Linked DNA regions of Homo sapiens: region 2 is linked to region 1. Evidence: chromatin loops called from intact Hi-C (ENCODE). Cell type or tissue: PC-3. All regions are shown on one strand. Links, peaks and the distances in the headings refer to the core of each region. The heading gives the core; the rest is flanking DNA.

The links. Peaks named below come from ENCODE experiments on the same cell type or tissue, not always from the same donor. Only the 100,000 strongest peaks of a DNase experiment are listed, where the experiment ranks them.
Region 2: a loop joins it to region 1, with 3.0 times the contacts of the local background. A loop is called at or near these places in 1 of 110 quality-filtered maps.

What each region holds. Positions count from the first base shown.
Region 1 is chr2:220,502,247-220,509,369 of GRCh38, forward strand. No RefSeq gene overlaps it. Among named protein-coding and RNA genes, the nearest start is that of MIR4268, 600 kb to the left of the region's middle. In PC-3, for the core only: no CTCF peak of the experiment used is centred there; a DNase peak (open chromatin) is centred at 3,115; H3K27ac peaks cover 2,115 bases.
Region 2 is chr2:220,190,501-220,197,623 of GRCh38, forward strand. All of the region lies in intron 2 of LOC105373893 (a long non-coding RNA gene), which reads left to right. Among named protein-coding and RNA genes, the nearest start is that of MIR4268, 290 kb to the left of the region's middle. In PC-3, for the core only: a CTCF peak has its summit at 3,087; a DNase peak (open chromatin) is centred at 2,721; H3K27ac peaks cover 2,533 bases.

The sequences.
Region 1 (7,123 bases), core at 834-5,833:
TACATAAACTTATTGGATAAAGCAGCAGCAGGGTTTGAGAGGATTGACTCATTTCCAAAGAAGTTCTATGGTGGGTTCAATGCTATCAGACAGCATCACATGCTACAGAGAAATCTTTGTGAAAGGAAGACTCAACAAATGTGACATACTCCACTGTTGTCTTATTTTATTATAAGAAAATGCCACAGACATCCCAGCCTTCAGCAACCCAACCACCATTCTGATCAGTCAGCAGCCATCAATATCAAGGCAAGACCCTCCAACAGCAAAAACATTATGTTCCCCTTAAGGCTCAGATGATTGTTAGCATTTTTTAGCCACAAAATATTCTTTAATTAAGGTGTATACATTATTAAGACATAATGCTATTGCATACTTAATAGACTCCAGTATAGCTTAACCATAACTTTTATACACACTGGGAAACCAAAAACTTTATATGACTCACTTTATTATGATATTTACTTTATTGCGGTGGTCTGGAACCAAATTTTCAAAATCGCTGAGGTATGCCTGTGCATAGAAAATGAAAGGTTTTCTACTATGAAGTGCATATGTGCTTTTTGGTACACAAATCGCATCATACTGTGTATGTTGTCTGCAAGTTGTATTTTACTCAACAATTTATTTTTGAAATTTATCCATGTTGATTTATGTCAACTTAATTATTTGATTTTAACTTCTGAATACCATTCCAGTGAATAAATATAGCACATTTTATATATTGGTGAGTATTCTAGATTCTCCAGTTGCCTCTTAAGAAGCCTGCAGAAGGGTGTTTGAGTGATGCCATGAGAGAGAGGTTACTCCCTGAAACTGAAGTTTCCAGCCCTTTAAGCAAGTTTCCCATTCTCTGCTGGGTTGGATGTGATTCCTCCTTTGCCAGAGCAGGTACACCTGCATGAGTGCCGTCAGACTTCCATCTCCTGCTTACTAATTGATTGGATTAGCAGGAGGTCGCAGCAGAAGTCCTCTGCATGCATATCTTGCAAATGCCAAGGGGCATTCAGGTGCCTAGCCCACTGTTAATACCGTGATAGTCAGGTGTGTTCCTAAGACGATGTAGAATACATTGCTGCAGATGGGTCTAGCCCAGTTGAACTGGTCTGAAATCAGACACCAAGAAATTGTTCAGAGTACGTTTTGAGCAAGTTAACTGAATCATAAAACATAAATAACAGTTATCTTAACTGCCAGAATGGTTGTGAGCGATAGCTAATTGAATACATGGTAAAGCACTTTTTATTTGCAACGTGCCCTGCCAGAGGAAGAGGCTTAGAGGCTGGCATCAGGTCAGCACAAAATCTCCTTTGCAGGAAAACAGACTTCATCTTTGAATTCGTGATGCCATAAAAATTCTAATTTGAGGATTTGTGAAAAGATGCACAATCTGTTGCTTCATACAGTCCATAGCTGGAAACACTGGGGCCCATCTGTTCATTGGGGAATGATTTGAGTGTGCCTTCTCGTTAGCATTTTAATTCAGGTGTAGGTGTTTAGAAAAGGCAGTTACTAAAATTAATCATATGGGGACATGATGTGTAAACTTGTAAAGTCAAGCTGCAAGTTTGGGCCATGCTGAGTAGTAATTCCATCCAGTGATCTCTGCAGAAAGTTCCAGTGGGTGCAGATATTTAAAACCAAACTCTAGACCAGCCTAATTCTAGGGCTGTATTAGTCCATTCTTGTGCTGCTGGTAAAGACATACCTGAGACTGGGTAATTTATAAAGAAAAAGAGGTTTAATGAACTCACAGTTGCACATAGCTGGGGAGGTCTCACAATCATGGCAGAAGGCAAAAGGCACATCTTATATGGCAGCAGACAAGAGAGAGAATGAGAGCCAAGTGAAAGGGATTACCTTATAAAACCATCAGATCTTGTGAGACCTATTCACTATCACAATAACAGGATGTGGGGGGGCAGGCAGGGAACCGCTTCCATGATTCAGTTATCTCCCATCGGGTCCCTCCCACAATATGTGGGAATTATGGGAGCTACAATTCAAGATGAGATTTGGGTGGGGATATAGCCAAACCATATCAAGGGACACAGGATGGAATGGGAATGATGGGGCCAAGGCCCTGAGGCTGTTTGTTGGTGAAGTTCTCCTCTCGGTTTCTCTAATGGATCTCTGACTTTTGCTTTGTGAATTTCTGTATACCTGGGAGGCTATGCACCATGAAAAAGTGCTTTTGTGCACAGTAGTTTGAATTCTCCCAGGAAACATCCAGTGGCTATGCAAGGAAAAAAAAGTTGATTCTCTTGGGCAATATATATTTTTCTCTAGTAGCTTGGGAATATGTCAAGCAGCTAAATTTCATCTTTTCGCTGTTTTTCTACAAAAAAAAGATATCGAAGCACATAAGGCAATTTTACCTGGCATTTTTCATTGTCTTTCTAATTGTTCATTTTAATATGTTAACCACCCTGATATTAAGACGTGAGGATACAATTTAAAATGTATTTTATAACTAGCTCAGAATTTGGGGAAGAAAGTTTCAACAGTGGTATTGAAAATGTAGAGGTGCAGTTTAATTAAGTTGTAATTATTTAATTAACAAATGGTTTTTGCCTATTTTATGTCAGACCCCGTATAAAATGCAAGATTAGGGAAAACAAACATGGTCTTTGCCTTTGTAGAAATTTAAGTCTCCTGGGAGGCTCAGAAACAAATAATCAAGCCAATCCATATGTAATTTCTAATTATGGAAGTGCTATTGTTTGCTATGAGATGCATCATGGGGATGAATGCCCTAGCCTGGAAATGAGGGAGTGCAGCCCCTAGGGTGCCTGTTTTGATGGAGATCTGAAGAGTGAATAGGTTTGGGATGGGACAGAGCAGGTGGGTCAGAGTGCAGGTGTGAACAGCTTCCCCTGTGAGGGACAACACATTTAAAAGGCCTTGTGGACAAAGAGACTGAGAGTCCTTTGAGGAATGAAAGTGGGTCTCTGTCACTGGAGGACAGAGAGAAGGGGCAGTCGGGGAAAGGGGAGGCCAGGAGTGTAAGGAGGGAGGAAGGGGCAGGGCTGGAAGCTGTGTTAAAGCCAAGCTCAAAGCAAAGGGAAGTCCTTGAAGCATTGTGAAAACATCATTCTGGTTGCAGAGTAAACAAGGAAATGAGTGGGGCTGAGATCATCAGTGGGCAGGCTACAGCATTTGTCTAGGTGAAGATTATTTTATGGGACACACCACACACTCATACACACGAGGACAAAGAGATAATGAAGGTAAAAGAGACAGAAAGAGACAGTGTGTTTGTGTGGTTGCATGTGTGTGTGTGAGAGGGAGAGACAGAGCAAGAGAGGGAGAGAGAGGCAGGGAGACAGCAAGGGAGAGAAGGAGAGGAGGAGAGATATATATTGATAGAAAGAGCAAAAACTGAATTAAAAGTATTGAGAGGATGGATTTTAAAGTTAGAGCTAGCTATTCAAATCTGAGATAATGATAAAAATAAATTTTAAAATGTGGTCTCTTCTTTTAATATCAGGGTGGTTAATATAGGACAATATATAAAAAGAAATATATGCTTCAGGTAAAATTGTTTGTAGAACTTTTCGATCATTTTTCACACAACAGCTACAAAAATGAAATGTAACTGGTTCAAATCTTGCTTGGCCCAGCCGCTTTGTAACCACATGAATTTGGGCAAGTTTCTTATACAGCTCACCTTCAGCTTCTTCATTCCAGCTGGTGCTAACACTATTCTGCAAGCTGAATGGGGTCACATATGTGAGGTACCCGACTCAAGATCTGCACTTAGTTAGCCTTTACTAACATTACTGTTGTTATTATTATCATGTTAACAAAATTCCAAAAACTAATACATAATTCTTTCATCTAGAAAAGCAGGGTACTTATTACATTGTGAATACAAGTATATTTGTATTATGTGAACTCACTAGGTCATGAATATTTTTACCATATGGCCACACCTCAGTTGCGTTTATCCACTATTCTATCCTTTTCTAGAAAATCACTGAATATGAATAATCTCTCTTCATCTCCTTATTTGACATTGGAATGGAGAGAAGATTAAGTAACCTAAAACCAAGTGGTAATTCTCGGATATTTAGAAGGATATTTTGAGACATTTTGTACCAAGCTTTGATGTGAAAAATATGAATTCTGGCTTCAACAATAAGTTAATAAAATAAAAAGTGATAGAATGGGGAAAGGCTTCACATTGTTGATGGAGCTCACAGCCAGGGGCCTGGTGGGAGCCCCAGCCCTGCTGCTGAGTTCATACCAGCTCGTTTTCTAAATAAAACAGACAGTTCATGTCAACTCCCACCATAAGAATGTAAGAAGTACCTCAGGGCTATGACTTGTCCAGATTCTCGTATCATTTTTCTCTGTGTGTGCAGGCGTGTGTGTGTGTGCAGGTGTGTGTCTCTGTGTGTGTGTGTGTAAACTGGCTTCCTTTTCTGTGAAGACACTGCAAACCTGGCATTCCCTGCATGCCTCAACACATGCTTGCTTCCTGCTCTTCCTCAGTGACTTTGTCCAAGCCCACAATTTCTACTGTTGCCTCTAGGTAGTGACCACAATTTTAACCTAAATAGACCTTACTCTTGAGTGAAAGCCTGAACTCAGACCTGTATCTCCAAGTATCTGTGAGCACCTTCTTTTCAAGGTATAACTAATATTTTAAGTTCAAATAGGTCTATATTGAGATTCTGTAGGAAAAAAAATACACTGGAGAAGATCTGAGTATCCATCTAACAGAACCACTCAGTAGCTTTGTGCAGTTAACTATTTTGGGCGCCATTGCCTTTAGCTGTAAGGTGATAGGTCCTTGGTCTAGAATCAGGGGTCAGCCACTGCCTGGTTTTATAAATTTTATTTACAGCCATAGCCATTCATTTACACAAAACTGCCACAGAGACTAATGGCTGTAAATCCTAAAATATTTACTGTCCAGCCCTTTACTAAAAAAGATTTGCCAATTCCTGGATTAGATCACTAGTTTCTAAACTTCTGTTTTCTCCTCTCCCTCTTCCATTTTTTTTCCTTTTTCCCTCCCTCCGTCCCTCCAGCCCTTCCTTTCCTTCCCTCCCCTCCCTCCCTCCCTCCCTCCCTCCCTCCCTCCCTTCCTTCCTTCCTTCCTTCCTTTCTTACTTCTCTATATTTTTCTTTCTTAGCAACTGAATCCTTTCTCCAAACAATATATTACACAGAAGCCCAGTAGAGAACACAGATAAAAGTAGGCCTCCTCTATTTTGAAGGTTTGAATGTGGGAGTGGTTTTCGGTTTTCCAATCTGAAAGTCACTGAACTAAATTATTTTTTAAATTCTATAACTATAATGATGTATGTAGAAGTCCTGAATCCTGAGAGCTACCTGTAGTCTTTAGCAAACAGTCAAGCGATTAAATGTGTTTTGGTGCTCCCCTCTTCCTGCATTTCCCCCACTGGAGTCCCTTCTTCGACTTTGTTCTCATCTTCACTCTCCATCTGTTCCTGCCCTCCCTGTGGCTGTCTAGCTGCCAAGGAACCCTAACTGGGGCACACGCATGGCCAGACCCCTTGCAACCATGGCCACAGTGTCAGACTTTCTCTATCTCTTCTTTGAAGGCGAAATTTTGACTTGGTGTTCTCCCCTTGGTATCTGTTTTCTCCTGAATGACAGCTGGCTAATCAGATAAATTCAGCCTGTTAATTTTATAAAGACTGTTAATTTTTACTAATGGCTTAATGAATTTATTCCTCCCAGGTAACACATTTGTATTTTAATCAGGGCTTTCTGGAGATGGTGGCTTCATTAACTCAAAGGAAGGAGTTTAGTGGAAGGAATCCGGGCAACATTCTGACAGCTTAAGGGGTATTTAGAGCAAAGGAAGGCTCTGGACGCTGCTCAAATCATGCTACAAATGTGGCTGTCCATGCCTCCTCTAATTTTGATTGAATCAGTCTTCTGTTTCATGGCTATTTTGCTCATTTGGGTGGACAGCCTCATAGGCTGTGTCATTTTTCTCCCACTGTGGGCTGTGTCACCATGGGCATGTGACATAGCACTTTTGGGTCTCCTCATCTGTCCTTTGTAGAGTTATTGGGGGATCAAATTAAATAACATGCATATAAAGTGTGGCATATTATCAGAATCTCAGTAAATGCTGCTTCTTTTCCCATCAAAGTGCAACCCAGATCTCTTATGTTTAGAAGAAACCTTCATTTTAGTTTTTTGCAGAATTTGTTCCTTGATTTAGAAGGGAAGAATTTTTTCCTCTTTATATTTTTTATCTCACTGTCAATAAATTAGCTAGCTAGAAGAGATAATAACTGGAATCAGAGACGTCCATAACTGTAAGGGACATCAGAAAACATCTAATTTGCTTCTTTTATTTCCCAGACACACTGAGAAGTTAAATGGTTTATGCAGGGTCTCTGGCTGTCTAGTGAGTGGCAGATCTAGAATTAGAAACCAGGCCTCCCAAACTCCCAGTTTCCCCCAAGTCAACAAACAAATAACACACTTTCTTCCCTGAGGCTTCTCTCCTATACTGAAGAAAATGCTGGATCAAAAACTTGCCTTTGGCACAACACACGTAGAGATTTGCTCAGCATACCTCCAAGACTGGCAAGGTTGCATATTTCATCCTATTTGTGATGAGGGAAATGGTCAGTCTCTCAAATCCCCTTAATGAAGCAAGAAAATCGGTCATTTTACCTTGACTATCACTTGGCATCTTCTTTTTAAGTCTGCTTCCATAAATAGCAATGAAACCTGCCTTCATCACATTTATTATGGGATGAAAACCAAGCTTCTGCATATTGAAGGCGTAACTCCAGTGAGCCACCCTGCCACTTGAACCTTCAATAGGCCTCTTATGCTGTATTCATTTCTTCATGCAAAGCACTCTCTCCTCATTGCTGGATAGCCTGACAAGAAAGTGGCTAGCACAGCTGCCTCACTGTGCCCTAGCATTTGGGGTAATAACCTGGCAGGCTGCGGGTCTCTTTTCCCACTCCTCTCTCCAACCCCCATGCAACTGTTTGAATTTCTCCTTGCACCAGCTGCCCCACCCTCCCTCTCAAAAATTACTTTCAGTAATTACTACAGCTCAAGGATGCTGTCCAATCTAAAATAGCTAATGAGAACCAGTCCTTCAATCTAAACTGTA
Region 2 (7,123 bases), core at 820-5,819, 310 kb before region 1:
CAATTTGATACTTTGGTGCAGTTACTCATGCTGCTTCCTCTATTTGAAAAGCCCTTCCAGTATCCTTTCTTCTGGTTAACTCTCAGCCCAAAAAGTTCAGCTCAACCATAGTCTTCCCTTAGAAGCCTTCCATGACCACCAGATTCAGCTAATGGGCTAGTCTCAGTGTTTATAGAGCCCCTAGCCATGGTCTTTTTGTCATGGTTTCAAGAACTCATCTTGAAATGATCTCTTTACTAGATTCAGACCACCTCAGAAGTAGATATGATGTCTTATGCATCTCACCAGTGGATAACATGATGCTTGGCATATGGTAAATGCTCAAGAAAAAATAAACTGAATTACTGCAAACCCTTCATATCAATTAGTGTACAACCAAAAGAAAAAGCAGAAACCACTCAATATTGAAAATAGAGGAATTTAATACCAAGACTTTAATTGCACAAATAATGGAAGAGATGAGAAGCCAAACATGGAACAATGAGGCAAATCAGGAAGAAGCAACAGCAGGAAATTCAACCAACCTTGGGAGGAGGTAGAGTTGCCAGAGCTACAGGGCTGAGGCTGCTTAGTGGAAGCTGGAACCAAGGAGGGTCTAACTGCAGACAGCTGGAACCTCCACTGTGAAAGATGATGCCCAAGCAAGAGAGACGGATAGAGAAATGCCATGGTTCTCCCTGCTGTCTGCTGTACATTCTCCTGCTCATTGCTCCTATTGGTGGAAACCAGCCTGGAAGTCAGCTAGGCTGACTAATGCAGCCTGTGGCAAGCAGTTCCCTGTGATGTAGAACTGAGCAGTGGAAGGGTGGTGAAGGGTCTGAGGGCAAACAGGTGGACTCATTGGGGTCCCCTCATTCTGAAAATAAGAGAGATAGGAAGGAAAGCTACCTAAAGTGGCATGTGTAATCATTTCTTCCTTCAATCAGTATTTACTTAGTGCAGGTATTCATGACAGTGTTTTTGTCTGTGACATCCAGATAAGATGATGGGGACTTGCAGATCACATCTCCGTGAATATCACGAACGCACCCAGGAATATTAGCCACTACAAGTGCACATATCTTCTCATTCCCCACACGAGAAGGACATTAGGATTCACAGGTGTGAGAACTGGCATTGTTGTGGGACAAAGAACAGAGAAATCACCTATGACAGAGACAAGTTTCATAACCAACCCAACTGTCCAAGTTTACCATCGTCACTTAGAGGCTGAGAACTGCAAGGCATGGTTAGAAGATTCTCCATGTATAAATGGGCCATGTGATGTCTACAAATTAGGGCAAAACATTGAAGGAAGATTGTAGAGACTTTATGTGAGAAGGACTTATCTCAATTATTTAGGTATTGATAGTGGCAGTACCCTGCCTGGAGCAGCCACTGCAGGGATGCCAACTGCAGTGGGGGAGGCGCAGCCAGGGCCGTGCACTCCATGGAGCTGGCAGGAGCTGGGAACAGGTGGGAGCCCCACCCTCAACCGAGTTGATGGGGTGAGAGCCCCATGCTCCCGGGCACAGATGCAGTCACCCAGCAATGGCTCTGGACTTGGGTATCTCTACCCTCTTGGGGGCCCCAGGAAGCCCCTTGCCCCCACAGGCTTGAAAGTGCCTGATCCCGCTCCCTGGCCTCTCCCTGCTCCTGGTGCCCTCTCTGGAGAGGAGCAAAGATGTGGCCGAGCCTGGGTGCTATTGCAATCCAGCTGGGTGTGCATGTGCTCAGGGTGGTGCTGACACCTCAGCCCCCTGGTGCCTTGGTACCCTCCAGACTTTGGGCACTGACAAGCACAGGAGGGAGCCCAAATGGGGACTGAGAGTGGCTCAGGGCATGTCTGTAGGTACCTGTCGGCAAGAACAGCCTGGGCGCTATGGATGGAATGTTGATGGCAGGAGGCAGAGAGTTTCCTGCGTGGAAAGGGGTGAGTCCCTGGTGAAACCCCACCATAAGCCTGGGGGCTGCGCTGCCAGTTCTGGTTGAAGTCTGCGGCTGGAAGTGAAAACTTACGGTGCTATTTTTGGGCCCACCCATGGACCAATCAGCATGCACTTCCTGCCTTCTGAGTCCATAAAAACCCCAGACTTAGCCAGACTGGAACAGACGTGGGCACTATCAGCCGCAGGCAGGAGCTACCCACTTTGGGTCTCCTCGACTCTTTGGGACAACTTGCCTGTGGAAAGGAGCTACCCACTGTGGGTGTCCTCTCTGCTGAGAACTGGACACTCATTGGGATGACCTGCCTGTGGAAAGGAGCTACCCACTTCTGGTCTCCTGAATGCTGTTCTGTTGCTCAATGAAGCTCTTCTCTGCCTTGCTCACCCTCCAGTTGTCTGCATACCTCATTCTTCCTGGATGAGGGACAAGAACTCAGGATCTGCTGAATGGTGGGACTGAAAGAGCTGTAATGCAAACAGGGCTGAAACATGCCCCTTGCTCACCATGTTGCAGGTGATGAGAAGTCTCGAAGAGAGAGGGAAAGAAGAGCTGCAGCCCCAGACCTAGGAGCTCCCTGAGCTGGGGCTATGACACCCTCTTTGGGGATCTATGGCTTCTGGTGTCTCCAGGCTTCTGGGTGCCACCATGTTCCCTGGTGCCTGCAGTGGAAGCCACTTGCAGTATACATGATCCAACCACAGCCTCACAAAGATCTGGCGCCTATGCCAGCACCTGGAGCTGACCACCCTGCCACAGCCAGAATGCCTGGCACTAGGTGGTTTCATAAATATTTGTTGGCTGACTCACTGCTTTCCTGTTTGCATTAATTCAGAATGAAATATGAGAAAGATAAAGAAGTGACTGACCTTCCTAGCAAACACTTCCCTGGGAAACTGTTGTCTAGGCCTTCTTCCACTCCACCAAGCTGGGCCAAGCTCGGCCACATCTTTGATCCTCTCCAGAGAGGGCACCAGGAGCAGGGAGAGGCCGGAGAGTGGAATCAGGCACTTTCAAGCTTGTGGGGGCAGGGGGCTTCCTGGGGCCCCCAAGAGGGTAGAGATACCCAAGTCCAGACCCTGTGCTCACTCACACATCCTTCACTACTCTACACCTGGCTTGCCCATGGCAGATGTGGGATCTGGGCCGGTAGCAGGAGCTGAGCACAGCCTGCTGGACTGAGTGGGCAGAACAAGCCCAGTGGGCCTGAGCAAAACGCATGCAAAGGCACCACCTGTCACAGAGGTTTTGAGGTGGAAAAGTGACACTCCCAAGGATCCTGTGACAGTATTTCAGCTTAAAAGATTCGTTTTTATGGAGTTCTATTATTTGGACAATTGCCTTAAATATGAATTTCAACTTCTTTGTATAGACATAACCTACATCATACTGCAAGAGATAAAAAATTTTATAGGGAAAAAATGTTACACAGACCTCATGTTCCATGAATGGTTCAACTTACACAAATGTAGTACATTATTCTTGTGATTCTAATGTGGCTTAGCACAATTTTTTGAACATTATGACTAGCATAGCAAGCTTTTAAAAAATATAAAATAATTTCTTAAGCATTGGGGTATCCATCTATTTTTGTCTAATCTTGGCTATACAAATGCCACAATAATTGTTTTAAAACATTGAAAATGTTTAAAATTATTGAATCATGAACAATACACATCTGTATTCAGAATTGCTGCTTATATTTTTAAAGTTTGGCGAAGAGAAAGTATAAAAGTAATAGAATCTTGTTTACATTGATGATTATTTAATCATGGGGATGCTGAGCACATAAAATATTTCTTATTGTTAAAATCCCTACATGACATTTAAAAATACATGGATTCAAGGTGCTTTATTTTATCTTCAGCATACCACTTATCAGAACTTAATATTTTTATTTGTATTTTTTTTACATGTTTATTGCTGATATGGTTTGGCTCTGTGTCCCCACCCAAATCTCTTGTTGAATTGTAATTCCCAATGTTAGGGGCAGGGACCTTGGTGGGAGGTGATTGGATCATGGGGGTGGATTTCGCCCTTGCTGTTCTCATGATAGTGAGTGAATTCTCACAAAATCTGATGGTTTAAAAGTGTGTAGCACTCCCCTCTTCACTCTGTCTTTCTCCTGCTGACATGTGAAGACGTGCTTGCTTCCCCTTCATCCTTCTGCCATGACTATAAGTTTTCTGAGGGCTTACAGCAATACTTCCTGTAAAGCCTGTGGAACTGTGAGTCGATTAAGCCTCTTTTCTTCATAAATTACCCAGTCTCAGGTAGTTCTTTATAGCAATGTGAGAACGGATTTATATAATTGTCATTCTGCACTCCTGTGGGGGGAGGTGTCCTTCTCTCTTGTTTTCTGCTCTGTCCTTGGTGCCTAGAACAGTCCCAGGCACACAGAGGTGACTTCATAAATATTTGTTGGCTGACTCACTGCTCTCCTTTTTGCATTAATTCAGAATGAAATATGAGAAAGATAAAGAAGTGACTGACCTTCCTAGCAAACTCTTCCCTGGGAAACTGTTGTCTAGGCCTTCTTCCACTCCACCAAGCCGGGCCAAGCTCTGAATACCCACTTACGGGTGCAGACACTAAAAGAAGAGAAAGCCTGTTAATTGCAAACTGTTTTTCAGTGTTGCTGAAAGGTCACCATTATCAATTATGACATATTTGAAGAGAAGGAAGTCCTGTCTATATGGCAATATATTCCATGGTGTCTAATTTGTTTGCTGTAATAAGGCCAGGCCCAGTTATTGATGAATCAATCATCCGTGTCTTGTATGCTGATGACACCACCTAAGTCTCTCTCTCAGGATAATGGTGTTGCATACGGAGCTTGGTGCTGGGCTGTATATTATTAAACTCCATAAACATGTTGAACATTAATTGCAACTGCTGTGCAAGAAAACATTTTTTTCCTTTTTGTGGTGGAGAGTTAAGTAATTTATACAGGATAACTAAAGCCTGTCTTTAGGCAGTGGTGAAATGCTGTTAAATCAATCCATATGGCCGGTCTCCGCAAGAGAATCAATTGTATGACCTGCATGGGTGAATGACATAGGGCATCTCAGCCGTGCTGAGTTCTTTCTTGCTGTAAACGGACTAGCCCTTGAGGTGTTATCTCCACATATTTCATGAGGAAAGAAGTAGCAAAAATTACAGGGTCAACTTAAACGAAAAATAAATGCTCATCTCAGTTAATTCAAGTGAACAGGAATTTTCCTTGATTTTCTTTTCGGTGTGTGTTCTGCCTTCAGTATCTAAATAATGATCTTAATGCTTCATTTCACTTTTCTGGCACAAATAGCTTAGTTCAGGGGAATAAACATCTTCTGATAAAGGCAGGAGGTGAGGCCTGAGGCCAGGCCTGGGACAAGGGCCTTGAGCTTTTAGTTCCCTGGAAAAGCAGCATGTAAGTTTGGTGCTACCTTTTGATTACTTTCTTTCTGCATGTTAGGGCTTTGCTTCAACTCTTTTATTTTCATTGTAGTCTTTCAACTAATTTATTAGTTTTAAAAGTGTTTTAAAGGGCAACTTTGAAGAATGCCATCAGAGAAAGCAAACTGCTTTCTCACTCCTCTGTCCTCCTAACCTCCCAGCTTTGCTGCTGGCTTGGTTTGATTTAATGTATTAGGGAATAATAATACTCCCCTAATTATAAGGACTCACCTGCATTTTCTAAGAAAAATATGCTTCTTAATTGGTAAATTCGGAGTTAGTTTTCCCTATGCATCCACAAATGGCATTTACATAGAGTTGTAGACTAAGGAATAATTTAAGTCACATAGATTTATAAAAATTTAGCGACTCTCAGTTTTCAACAGAAGCCTGGTTAGATTGTATCTTGGATTTTCTTTATTGGAGAATGAAGAAAATAAATCTTATAAAATGCAGGGCAGGTCAAGGCACGTGCATTAGTTTTTTACTCCTTGATTTTCCATTGGGAAGCATGAATTGGAAAGCCAGGATGAACTGTTTTGACTGTGATTTGTAGATTATATATATATGTATAGGTTTTCTCTGAATTTCTTCATGCAACCCTTATTCTGATAGTATTACTTCTTCTTTGAATAGGCGTGTGTGGGTGGAGAAGATTCCCTTCCATCAGGTATTAGTCCCTTTTCATACTGCAGTGAAGAAATACCAAGATTGTGTAATTTATAAAGAAAAAAAGGTTTAATTGAGTCACAGTTACACCTGGCTGGGGAGGCCTCACAATCATGGTGGAAGGTGAAGGAGGAGCAAAGGCATGTCTTACATGGTGGCAGGCAAGAGAGCATGTGCAGGGGAGCTGTTCTTTATAAAACCATCAGATATCATGACACTTATCACTATCATGAGAACAGCACAGGAAAAACCCACCCCATGATCCAATTACCTCCCACTGGGTCCCTCCCATGATACATGGGGATTATGGGAGCTATGATTCAAGATGAGATTTGGGTGGGGACACAGCCAAACCATATCACACTATTTTATTGGATTTTGATGGTGTAGACAACTGCATTAAGCATAGCACATAGAAGTGGTCATGTGGTGGGGACCAGATTAATCTTAGTGCCCCATCCCCTTGGTTGTAGTGATCAGCCCAGGGATGGATTTGAGACTCACACCAAGTCAATGAGAATTTTTCCATGGAATTTTTTGTATGGACATATGTTTCTTTGTTTGCTACCTGAGATGTTATAAGTCTGGATTGTCTAATAGGGCATTCCCTAGCACCCTCTCAGACTATCCTTACTCATGGAGGGAATGTTGTAAGAGGGAGAGAATGACGGCAACACACCAACAGAAGCAGTAGGCAGGAGAGAAAGAAAGAATGAGAGAGAGATAGCAAGAGTGAGAGCACACACAAGTGAGAGGGAACTATGGAAAGTGTTTAAGTGCCCATATTCCATGCTTTCTTGAAGCCAGCTCCTCTGAACGCCCGTGTTTAAAGTGCTCATTACATTTTAGAGGTTTTGAGTTAGTTTTCTGTCATGTTCAAGTACAGGTTCAAAGTAATATATATCTCAAGTGTGTGTGTATATATACATATATATCTCAAGTGTATATATGTATGTGTGTGTGTATATATATATATAGCACTAATATTAAGCACTAATCACTGCCTTATTTGCCTAGGAAGTACCAACAAGCCTCAGATTTTTGGGAGACCCAGGGTTTCAGAGAAAATATAGAATGGCCTTGGGGTTTAACC